Regions from separate parts of the Mus musculus genome. Here region 1 is linked to region 2. The links are chromatin loops, found by intact Hi-C in ENCODE. Cell type or tissue: heart. All regions are shown on one strand. Links, peaks and the distances in the headings refer to the core of each region. The heading gives the core; the rest is flanking DNA.

Evidence for each region. Hi-C counts contacts between places; a loop is a spot of excess contacts. Peaks named below come from ENCODE experiments on the same cell type or tissue, not always from the same donor. Only the 100,000 strongest peaks of a DNase experiment are listed, where the experiment ranks them.
Region 1: a loop joins it to region 2, with 2.5 times the contacts of the local background. A loop is called at or near these places in 1 of 42 quality-filtered maps.

Annotation. Positions count from the first base shown.
Region 1 is chr4:89,466,939-89,472,315 of GRCm38, reverse strand. All of the region lies in intron 7 of Gm12610 (predicted gene 12610), which reads right to left. Among named protein-coding and RNA genes, the nearest start is that of Cdkn2b, 160 kb to the right of the region's middle. In heart, for the core only: no CTCF peak of the experiment used is centred there; a DNase peak (open chromatin) is centred at 2,225; H3K27ac peaks cover 870 bases.
Region 2 is chr4:89,292,505-89,297,881 of GRCm38, reverse strand. Gm12610 (predicted gene 12610) reads right to left here and starts at 2,702. Exons shown (of 10, transcript NR_132431.1): 1 at 2,685-2,702; 2 at 1,172-1,329. It also overlaps a transcript of Cdkn2a not described here. In heart, for the core only: a CTCF peak has its summit at 2,968; DNase peaks (open chromatin) are centred at 2,821 and 3,581; H3K4me3 peaks cover 1,821 bases; H3K27me3 peaks cover 4,448 bases.

The sequences.
Region 1 (5,377 bases), core at 71-5,070, 170 kb before region 2:
GATGTACTCAACGTAAAGCAACACTTATGAGTTCATACTCTTTGGAGGAATGGTGGGTGGGGGGTGTGAGAGTGAGAGGATATAAAGGCAGGCTACAGAACGCTTCTGGGAAAACTATGAACTCTGTGCAACTATCCTCCTCCACAATAGGCCTGAATAAGAGCAGGACTGTCAACAACCAACCACAGGAGGGGAGAGAGCACAAGGCCCTGCCTCTCCAATGCTGAAGTAGTGGTGGGTACTATATTCTGGGAACTGAGGGTCACTGCCCTTAGTTGTATGACATAGTGAACTTACCCGGCTCTAATGCCTATTACTGTAAACCTGGTCAAGAGATGGGGGCTGGGCAGATCATAAATCCAAAGATTAGTGCTTCTCTTGGCATTTTATTGCACTAGACTGTGGTTAATCCAGATACTCATAACCAGTCAAAGTTAGAATAAGGACAATGGAATGCCCCCTGCTATTTGAATCATCTATACCAGCCTCTCCAGGACTTGGGAAGCATCAAAAAAAAAAAAAAAACAAAAAAAAAAGATGTAGAGAAAATGGGAAGGCCATTGGGTGGGGAAGCTTGTTGTAAAATGACTTATAAACTCACTACAATGTGGCCACCAGCATTAGACCTGCACAAGACTGGACCTGCCAACATTTCATCATGGATGGGAATAAGGTTCATGAGGCCCCACCCTTCCCTGTGCAACTACTGATAGTTACGGTTGCTAAGGGAAGGGGTGTCACTTTCTTCCCACTAGTAACTTGCCTGTGCTCTAATAAATAACTTCACATATTTATGCCAGTAACCAGAACTGAACTCAGTGAGACACACACACACACACACACACACACACACACACACACACACACACCCTGAAAGTGAGAGGAGACTTGGTGGTAAAAGGAGAATTTTTAGTGGAAGAAAGTGGTATGAGAGAGGTAATGAGGACTAAACTTGACTGAAATTCATTATGTTTGGTGTATGTGTGTATATAAATATATCTCTGTATATATATACATTTCTATGAAATTGTCAAAAAATTTTTAGAATAGACATTAATAAAAGATGAATGCTATAAACTTAGAAAATCAATACATGTGGCTTATGTAGATGATTCTTAGGTGTGTGATTATTTTATATACACGCATATACATCTGGCTCTACTAAATAAAGTATCTGACTAGTTTCAGAAGGCAATGCTAGTGAGTGGCAGATATATAAACACCTAACATATGTTTATGAGAGTCTTTAAAGTGTTTTTGGCATGGGACTCTAACATCCTATCATAGAGAGTTACAAACTATTTGTGTTAAAGGCCAGAGAATAAATATTTTAATGTTGTGAGGCCACATAGGCTCTGTTGAAACTGCTCATTCGGCTGAATGTGTGAATACTTAAGTAAAGCTGTGTCCCAACACACAAGCAAGAGGCCAAGTTCAGCCAATGGGCCATATGGTCAGTCTCTGAATAGAGTAGCAGAAGCGTAGGAAAATGAATAAGATGAAATTGCACAGATCTTAACTATACAAAAAGTACTGTAAAAAATGCTACAGAGAAGAGCATTAAGTAACAGTATCTTTTTATTTAGGTCAAGTAAATACTTTGTAGTCCCCATTTTCCTATGCTTTCACTTTTGGATGTATTAAAAATGGGGAAATAGTCACAGCTACGTGGGGGGGGGGCTGACTCCAGGAGTTCAGGGTCAGCATGAACATGTGAAGAGCTCTGTCAATAACAACAGTAACACAAATAATTTAAAGAGAAAGAGAACAGGAAGGGGTGGAGTAAAGAGAAGAAATGGAAAAAAAATGCCTGTGCCGTTGTTAGGAAACCAGACATTCCCAGACTTACTAAGGTTGGAAAATAATCCTTTTGCCATATTGATAAAAATTCGGGAAAACATTTGTTACCTCTATTCCAATTCTCATTTTAAAAAACAGGCATGTTTTAAGCTTTAGAAATGACACTTTGGAATAGTCTCCTTTTTCTTCTCTCAAATCAATTCAGATTGTTGGTGATCAGAGAAATCCTTCAGTTTGTCCGGAGTCTGGGACGTTATGAACTCCCCCAAAGCCACAGTGCTGGAAAATGGCCTGCTTTCCTAAAGCTCTTTTTAATGACTCATGTTCTTAATCGCCTCTGTTCAAGTGACAAAAGAACCACTGTTGTTAGGCGGGATGTGCAGCACATTACACAAGTTTACCCTGGCAGGCCGCTGGGCCGAGCTGCAAGCCTGTGTCAGCAATTTTAGGTCCCACTAATAGGAATACAGATGGCCCTGTGAGCCGTTGGGACATCTCACAGGGCCAATCAAAACATGGAAAACAAAGGCTTTTATCAGATCCATGCTGACCACAGCTCCCTACGGTATTGCTAAAGCCATATTCCTCTCTTAACTTTCCATATACAAAAGAGCTCTCACCTGACAGAAACCAGATTTCACTGACGGCCTAGGGCCCAAGTTTGTTGTTCTGCCGGGTATGTAATTACCCCCTTAGGAAATGGGAAAATGAAGCCTTTTTTGGTCTTTCTCTGGGAACTTAAAAAACAACTCAAGTAGCTTTGAACACACAAGATGCAAATGAAAGACAGTGGCAACAGTTGGGCTAATTCTGAGCAGGTCTGGGAAAATGAAAGTGTTATCTGAGACTCTTGCAAGGAGAGAGACTGCTCTTCTTAAAGTATCTTCTGTTTTGCTGTCCACAAGCGAGCCTTCGTCATGCACAATAAAGTCGGCCACCTCCTCTTCAGCTCACACTATCTCCCTCAGAAGGATGTGCTCTTCTAAGAGGATGCCAGTACCCAACAACTTAACTTACTTTGTCTGTAATAGACATATGCTCTTATTGAGGGAGAGTCCTCTGTGTGTGTGTGTGTGTGTGTGTGTGTGTGTTTGTGTGTGTGTGTTTGTGTGTGTGTTTGTGTGTGTGTCTGTGTGTGTGTCTGTATGTGTGACTGTGTGTCTATGTATCTGTGTGTCTGTGTATCTGTGTGTGTGTCTATGTGTGTCTGTGTGTGTCTGTGTGACTGTCTCTGTGTCTGTGTATCTGTATATGTGTGTGTGTGTGTGTGTGTGTGTGTGTGTGTGTGTGTGTGTGTGAGACAGAGACAGACAGAGAGAGACAGAGACAGACAGACAGAGAGACAGAGAGAATGACTCTATGGAATATTTACTAAAAACAAAAAATTTAGTTGAAACAGGATGACCAGCCTGATTGTATATGCTTTAGTTCTGACTCTAGAGAACTAGTAAAATTTCTCCTGCTGCAAAGATGTACAGCAATCACCCCAAATCTCAATAACTGATGTGAGTGAGCATTCATTTTTCCCCTACAATCTGCAGGCCTATGGTGATTCTGTAAGGCTTAGCAGCATTCAGACTTTAGACGGGCTTCGTTCTGGGTTCTGCAGCTACTGGGCACTATCAGTGGGCCACAGGAAGGAGATCAGAGACAGGGGAGAGTAAGGTGTCAGCTGGGACCTAGCATGAAGTTGCTTCTGCTGCTTTCCACTGGTCTAAGCAAGCCCAAGATCAAGAGTGCAGGGAAACAGATTATCAGCAATATACCAGGATGAGGAAGAGAGGAAGATCTGTAGGAAAATGAAAATTCCACCCTGTTAAATAAGTAAAATTCATAGCTGGGCGTGGTGGTGCATGCCTTTAATCCCAGCACTTGGGAGGCAGAGGCAGGCGGATTTCTGAGTTCGAGGCTAGCCTGGTCTACAAAGTGAGTTCCAGGTCAGCCAGGGCTACACAGAGAAACCCTGTCTTGAAAAACAGAAACAAACAAAAAAAAGAAAAAAAAAAGAAAAATTCATAGTTTCAACTTCTAGAGAGAGAGAGAGAGAGAGAGAGAGAGAGAGAGAGAGAGAGAGAATTCTAGCTCATCCAGTATTAAGGCTCTTAAGATGAGCAATAGCTTTAACATTTCTATTACATTTACTAAGTTAAAGGGTGGGAGGAGTGTTACACACGCCATAGTATGTATATGAAGCTCAGAGGATACTGTAAAGGATTGGATCTCCCCTACCAGGTAGGTTCCAGGGATTGAACTTGGATCTTTAGGCTTGGCAGAAAGTGCCTTCCCCCATTGAGTCACTTCACTTTGACCAAGGGAACAGCGTACCTAAGTACCAGACAGAGGCTTAGAGTCATATTTTTCCTCATACATAGAGACTACAATCAAAGTACAATGTGATCAGTTCCGTGAGATCTGTACAAAGCATCCTAGGAGCAGGTAATGAGGTGAGTTATCCTGTTGCTCCGGATGCATATATACATATAAAAGATGCATATATACAGATGCATATATACGGATGCATATATATGGATGCATATATCCGAATGCATATATACATATAAAAGAATTAGGGATGGGGATGCAAATGAAAAAGGCCAGGAGATGGAAGATGTCATTGGCAGTGTTTACTTCTGAGCATGAAAAGAAGAACTACAGCAAATATGAAAGAAAATTGTCGTTCAATGAGTCTAGACACTTGAAGGACTGAAGTCCATTATGTTTTGAAATATTTTAATTATTAAAATATTTTAATTATTTTTATAAAGGGGGTTGGGAAATATTGGGCAGAGAAGCAAAGCTGGTTTTCACAGGCCATGGTGTTCTAGAGAAAAAGCTAGAAGAGTGTAAGAGGCGTGAGGTTTCTGGGGCTGCTGAAACTGGATTACTAAAATCCCAGAAACTTCCTGTCCCGGAGCTGGGAATAAAGACGCCTGAGTGCTGTCCACACTGTGACTTTCTGAGGGCATCTTTTTTTTCAGCCTCTCACGAGGTTCCCATCATGACCATCAATCCTTGACATTCTCTGGCTGATAAGTATAGCACACCAATCGCTGCTTTCCCTCTATGTGTCCTTGCACATTCTTGTGGCCATCTTCCCACTGCGTCTCTGTGTTCAAGTTTCCTCTACCTGCACAGATACGTACCTCACTAGGAAAAGGGCCCCCAATACATTAGTATGAAGTCATCTTAATTTGACTAGTAACATTTGAAACTCTTTTCCCAACTAAAGTAACTTTTTTTTTTTTTGAGGTACTGGGAATTAGGACTTCAATAGATATTTCCAGAGAATACAAATCAACCTATAGGAGGAGCCAAGGTACTGCTATTGTTGTTTGCTTATTATTATCAAATGTTCACATTTGCTTAAATCCATTGGGAATGTATCATACACTGCTAACATCCCAATGTGCTCCTCGGGGAACCTTCGAGAAGGACAGATTTTCTGCTTCCTCCATCTTGCCTCTCACACCCACCCACACCTTACTCATCTCAAACCAGCCCATACACTGGGTGACTCACTGCCATATTTCCCTGCCCCGTGCTGCACTATTTCATTGCCCAGAGAGAAAATCCTTCC
Region 2 (5,377 bases), core at 285-5,284:
CTTTGGGTGGGGGTAGTTAAAAGCATAATAAGAAAGATTTTACAGCTTTGGGTGGTTTTGTTTTTTATTCTTTGGTGTGAGTATACATGTATGCAAGTTCATGTGTAAGGGCCCACATGGGGAGATCAGAGAACAGCCCTTAAGGTTGGTTGTCTTTTACCTTATTTGCTGATCTGTATGTCAAGCTAACAGACCCTCAGGAGATTCTCCTGTCTCCACCTACCAGCCAGCTGTTGAAACTGGGATTATAGAGGCAGACTACTATGGCCCAGTTTGAGCTCTGGGTATTCAAACTTGGGCACTCATGTGTGTATAGTAAGTGCTTTTATCCACCGAATCATCTCAGCCCTTGTTGTGGATGTTTTAAAACATGGTCTCCCAGGCTGGCTTCAAATTCATATTCTCCCTGCCTTGGCCTCTATAGTACAGGTATTATAAATACATGCCCAGTTACTCACTGGCCTCTTTTGTTTAACTGAATAAGTTCTAGGAGGAGTGCATGTGTAATCATGTTCCTGTGTATAGATGGATGTGTGAGGGTTAAAGGTGAAGTCGAATGTCAGTCTCCCCCACTTTACATACTGAGGCAGAATTTCTCCCTTGAACCCAACACACTGATTTGACCAGCCCAGCTAGCAACCTTGTTCAGGGAATCTCCTTTCTCCACCTGTATGGCAGTGGGATTACAAGGATCTGAATTCAGTCCCTGTGCTAGTGTGGCAAGTGCTTGATCCACTGAACCATCTCCCCAGCCAGCCCTGTGGTGTCTTCTGTGTCATAGGGATTTGCATCTGGGTCCCTACAATGCAGATTAAAAATCAGTAATAGAAGTTTGCCAATTACAGAGCTGAGATGCGGCTCAGTGATGGGAGTGTTTGCCTGGAACTCTAGTTCTATTTCTAGAACCCCTCAAAAATGGAAAAGGCTCCCCCCCCAACCCACCCAACCCCCGAGCCCCCTGCCCCAGATGAATATCTTCCCTAACACTGTGTGGGGAGGAGAGGAACACTTCCTCTTCTCACTACAGAATGAGTTTGCTAATCCAAAACAGAATACCGTTTTCTTTTATAAAAGATACAAAACTGTCAGTTTTCTAGGCCACTGGAAGACAGCAAAGAGAAGTCCCCGCTGTCAATGATTCTGTTTGCAAAGTGACTCACAGATAACTCACTTTCAATTGTCTCTGGCTCTTTCAGTTGTCTCTGGCTCTTGACAACAGAAAGAGGCCTCAGCACCTGGTGATTCAGTGATCATCGTGGGTGGGGTCTAGCCTGTACCTGGGAAACCAAGCAGAGTTCAAGACTTGAGCTTCTCCACCTGACTTGTCACCTGTAAAATAAGGACAAAAGTCTCGTATTCAAAGGACAACTCTGAAGATAAAATGGGTGCTTTCAGCTTAAGTAAAAACACACATTCATTATCAGTTCATTATTAATTATTTTTGAAGAGCACATAGCCAAAAAGTCACTTAGAAGTCCAACAACCTTCATGATTGTATTTACACAAAGATGAAACTGCGGTTACTTCTCATCCAAAAGACAGAGAATAGACATCAGGCAACAGGGAATGGAACTTAAAAGTCCAAAGCTTCATATTTACATTCCTCAAAGAAGAGCTCTAGTAGCTCTCTTACTCAAATGGCAGCCCTAGGAAGTGGGAAAATGCCTTCTGCCCAGATACCTGGAGGAGCAGCAGCTTTTTGAAGAGGGAGAAAATTCCAGGTAGGGTAGCCCGAAGCCCCAGGGCCACCCACGGTATTTGGGAAATTCAAATTCTCTGTGGAGCTAACCCAAGGTATGCACTGGTTTGTTTTAACCCTACACTGATACTCAGGGAGCCCTCAAAACTCATTTTATTTAACGGATCCATTCTTCGATCCTAGATTTGAAAGGTTCCACTGCAAAGTCACATACTAGAGGGAAAGATGGAAAAGCAGCAGCTGGACCTGCCCTGCGGCTCTCAGTTGCAGCAAGGCCTTTGCTGGGTTAGTTTGGTTATTTCCAGGCCTTGCCATCTTCCTATGTCTAGTACTGGCATTTGGAATCCGCTCTATAAGACCCTGCCAGCTGTCACCCTGCTGTGGATTGCTACTTTACTGCAGCCAGACCACTAGGCCCGCGCTCGTAATGAAAGGCCACCAAGTCTCAGGGCCGCTAATCCAGGTTCCAAAAGCTAGCCTGGGTCCCACGTCATCTTGCACATCTGGGCCACCCAGATCAGCTAGGCTCCCGCCGGTGAACTCAGAACTAGTCCAGACGGATGGCCCTCTGTCCCGTGAGCACTGGACCCCAGGGCAGGCCTGCTACGGGGATCCTGGGCTTGACTTCCCGCTTTCTCAATCTCCGAGCTCCGGACCCGCGCGGAGCTAGGACTGACCAAGCGCGCTCCTTCTGTCCCCGGCCGGCGCTCCGATCAACTCGGCCCTCGGGTCAACCGCTCCTTTTTCTCCTTCCCCCACTTTTCCTGTTTCGCGGGGGCCGGGGTGGAGGCGGAGAAGGAGGCGAGGAGGCAGCGGAGAAGGGGGCAGCCGGGAGGGGGGAGGGGACCGGAGAAGGAGGCGACGCGGGGCGGGGAAAGAGGAAGAGCCGGGGATGCTCGCGCTTAAAACCGAAAATAAACAACGTCCTCGGGCTGCGGCCTCGTGTCTGCCCGACCGCGCGGGGGCCTGGCCGGGACACACTTACCGGTCCGCCGCGGCGTGCAGGCCCTGGTCCCGGGTACACGCAGCGGCTCTTCTCTGCGCGCTGTTCCCAACCGGAGGAGCGCAGCGTACCGCTAAGGGTTCAAAACGCCCGCGCGCGTCCTGATTGGCGGGCCGGCCCATGGCTGGCCTCGCCGATCTTCCTATTTTCTTCTTTTTATAGATGGACTCGGAGCAAGGGAAACCTCGCCGAGGGGCGTCAGGCATAGACGAAAGTTTCGGGACCCGAAAGTTAACCGGAGCGAAAGCCGATCGGCGCAGGAGACGTTGCCGGCCGGCTGCGAAAGGGCGCAGCTACTGCTAGGGGGCGGGCGGTGCGCACGCGTCCCGCGGCGCTGGCTGTCACCGCGATGGGTGGCGAGCGAAGCGAGCGGGATCCGGAGCGTGCCCTGCGCGGGAGGCAGCGGGACCCCGGATGCGGCAGGGCCCGCGCGCGCCTCCCCCTGGGCGCCTCTGGGAAGCTTTCCCGCGCGACTGGGGACCGCGCGCCTTGGGACTCGGGGGCGCGCCTGAGGGCGGAGATGGGCGTGGAGCAAAGATGGGCCGGGGGCGGCGCGTGGGTCTCGAGGTGCCTCAACGCCGAAGGGGCTGGGGGCGGCGCTTCTCACCTCGCTTGTCACAGTGAGGCCGCCGCTGAGGGAGTACAGCAGCGGGAGCATGGGTCGCAGGTTCTTGGTCACTGTGAGGATTCAGCGCGCGGGCCGCCCACTCCAAGAGAGGGTTTTCTTGGTGAAGTTCGTGCGATCCCGGAGACCCAGGACAGCGAGCTGCGCTCTGGCTTTCGTGAACATGTTGTTGAGGCTAGAGAGGATCTTGAGAAGAGGGCCGCACCGGAATCCTGGACCAGGTAGGAAAGGCCCTCCGAAGCTGCACGCACAGGTGCCGTGGCTCCGCGTGCTTCTGTGCATCCGCCCCACGAGGTAGAAGCAGGACGGGCCCCGGTGGGGACTTCAGGTGGGGGAGGGGAGGGGTCGCTTTCCCCCTTCGGCTTAGTTCCCGGGAGATGGAGTACTTTGCACACGGTGAGGCTGAAGGGGTCGGCTTCACGGTCCTCCTCAACCCTGCAAAAAAGGAGAAAAAAAGGGGGGAAAAAAAGAAAAAAAAAAAAGCCTAAGAGTTTTTCTAAACCTGTTTGCTATCTTAGAAATGAGTGGCCCCAACATTTCCTCGTTATGTTAGGAAACTGCAAACACACACACACACACACACACACACACACACACACGACCTTAGGTAAGGTGGTTTGTTTTCCAGAGCACTTTATTTGGCCCTGGGGTGGAGTGGGGGGGGGGGGGAATACCTGCTAAGGGTTTTGTTTTCTAAGGGATTACTTATTTCGCTCCCATCCACCAGGCCCTCAATCCTGCTCTCAGGGGTAGCAAAGGGAGAGAGAGACAGGGAGAGACACAGAAACAGAGACAGACAGCAGGAACAAGAATTGACTTCCTAAAATAGGAAGACAACATATCATGGTTTTAAATATAATCAATAGCTGCTACCCGATAGCAAGCACTAGGATTCTCTAGGATTTCTCGGGCCCATATAGACTTGACTGGCCATAGAGGTGAACCCTTCTTACCGGCTGGCCTAAATTCACTGAAACTTTTTTGTTCAGTGCTTTCTCGGTGCAGGATTACAACTTACACCTGCGGTCCCGGAGGAGTCAGAAGTAGTAATATTTTAAGAATAACAAACCACAATTAACATAGGTTTTAAATGAGGCCTAGTGCGTGAAAAATAGAATCTGTGGTACGTTTTGTACATCTCATGATCTGGAAAACTGAAAGGGAAAAAAAAGTATGTACACACAGCGTGCAAAATATCTTAGAGAATATGGGGATTCTAAAAGTGAACTCCCCACCCCCTGGAAAAGTTTTGTTTTGTTTTGTTTTTTTATCACAATCAATTAACTTTTAGGTGGAAATGTAAAACTATCAACACTCCGCAGGAGGGCTAGAGAAGCTGGTGTAGTGGCCTGGACCATAAAGAAAATGAAAGAGCAGAAAAGGAAAACTCTCAAACTTGTTTGTTTGGTTTTTGTTTGGTTGGTTGCTTTTTCAAGAAAAGAGTTTCTCTATATTGCCCTGGCTGTCCTGGAACTCACTCTGTAGGCCAGGCTGCCCTCAAACTCAAAGATCCACCTCTGCCGGTGTCCCCAGTGCTGGGACTAAAGGGATTTGAATTTGAATTTTTCCAAAAGTTAGTAGAGCGTTTATAAAGGATTTTGTGACTTGATTTCTAGCTTTGATTTTAGTTCATTTAAAAGCATTCACTGGACCCTAGGCGTCCTCCTTAATGGTGATTTTTTTTCTGCACAGCGTAGTTGTGCAGAAAAACACATCGACGCAGAAAACATCTAGCTTTGTGATATGTGCGTTTGAGTTGATAATGCTCAGCTCTATTTTAAAATTTTCTTTTATTACTCTAGTTGATATTTCTCCCTATATAATTATTTTATACAAGTAATTTGGTGCCTGGGGGAAGCTCTAGTTAGGAAGTAGAAATTTTAAGCATACATAAATTGTATATATATATATTGGGGGGGGGGGGTCGAGACAGGGTTTCTCTGTATAGCCTTGGCTGTCCTGGAGCTCACTCTGTAGACCAGGCTGGCCTTGAACTCAGAAATCTGCCTGCCTCTACCTCCCGAGTGCTGGGATTAAAGGCGTGCACTAC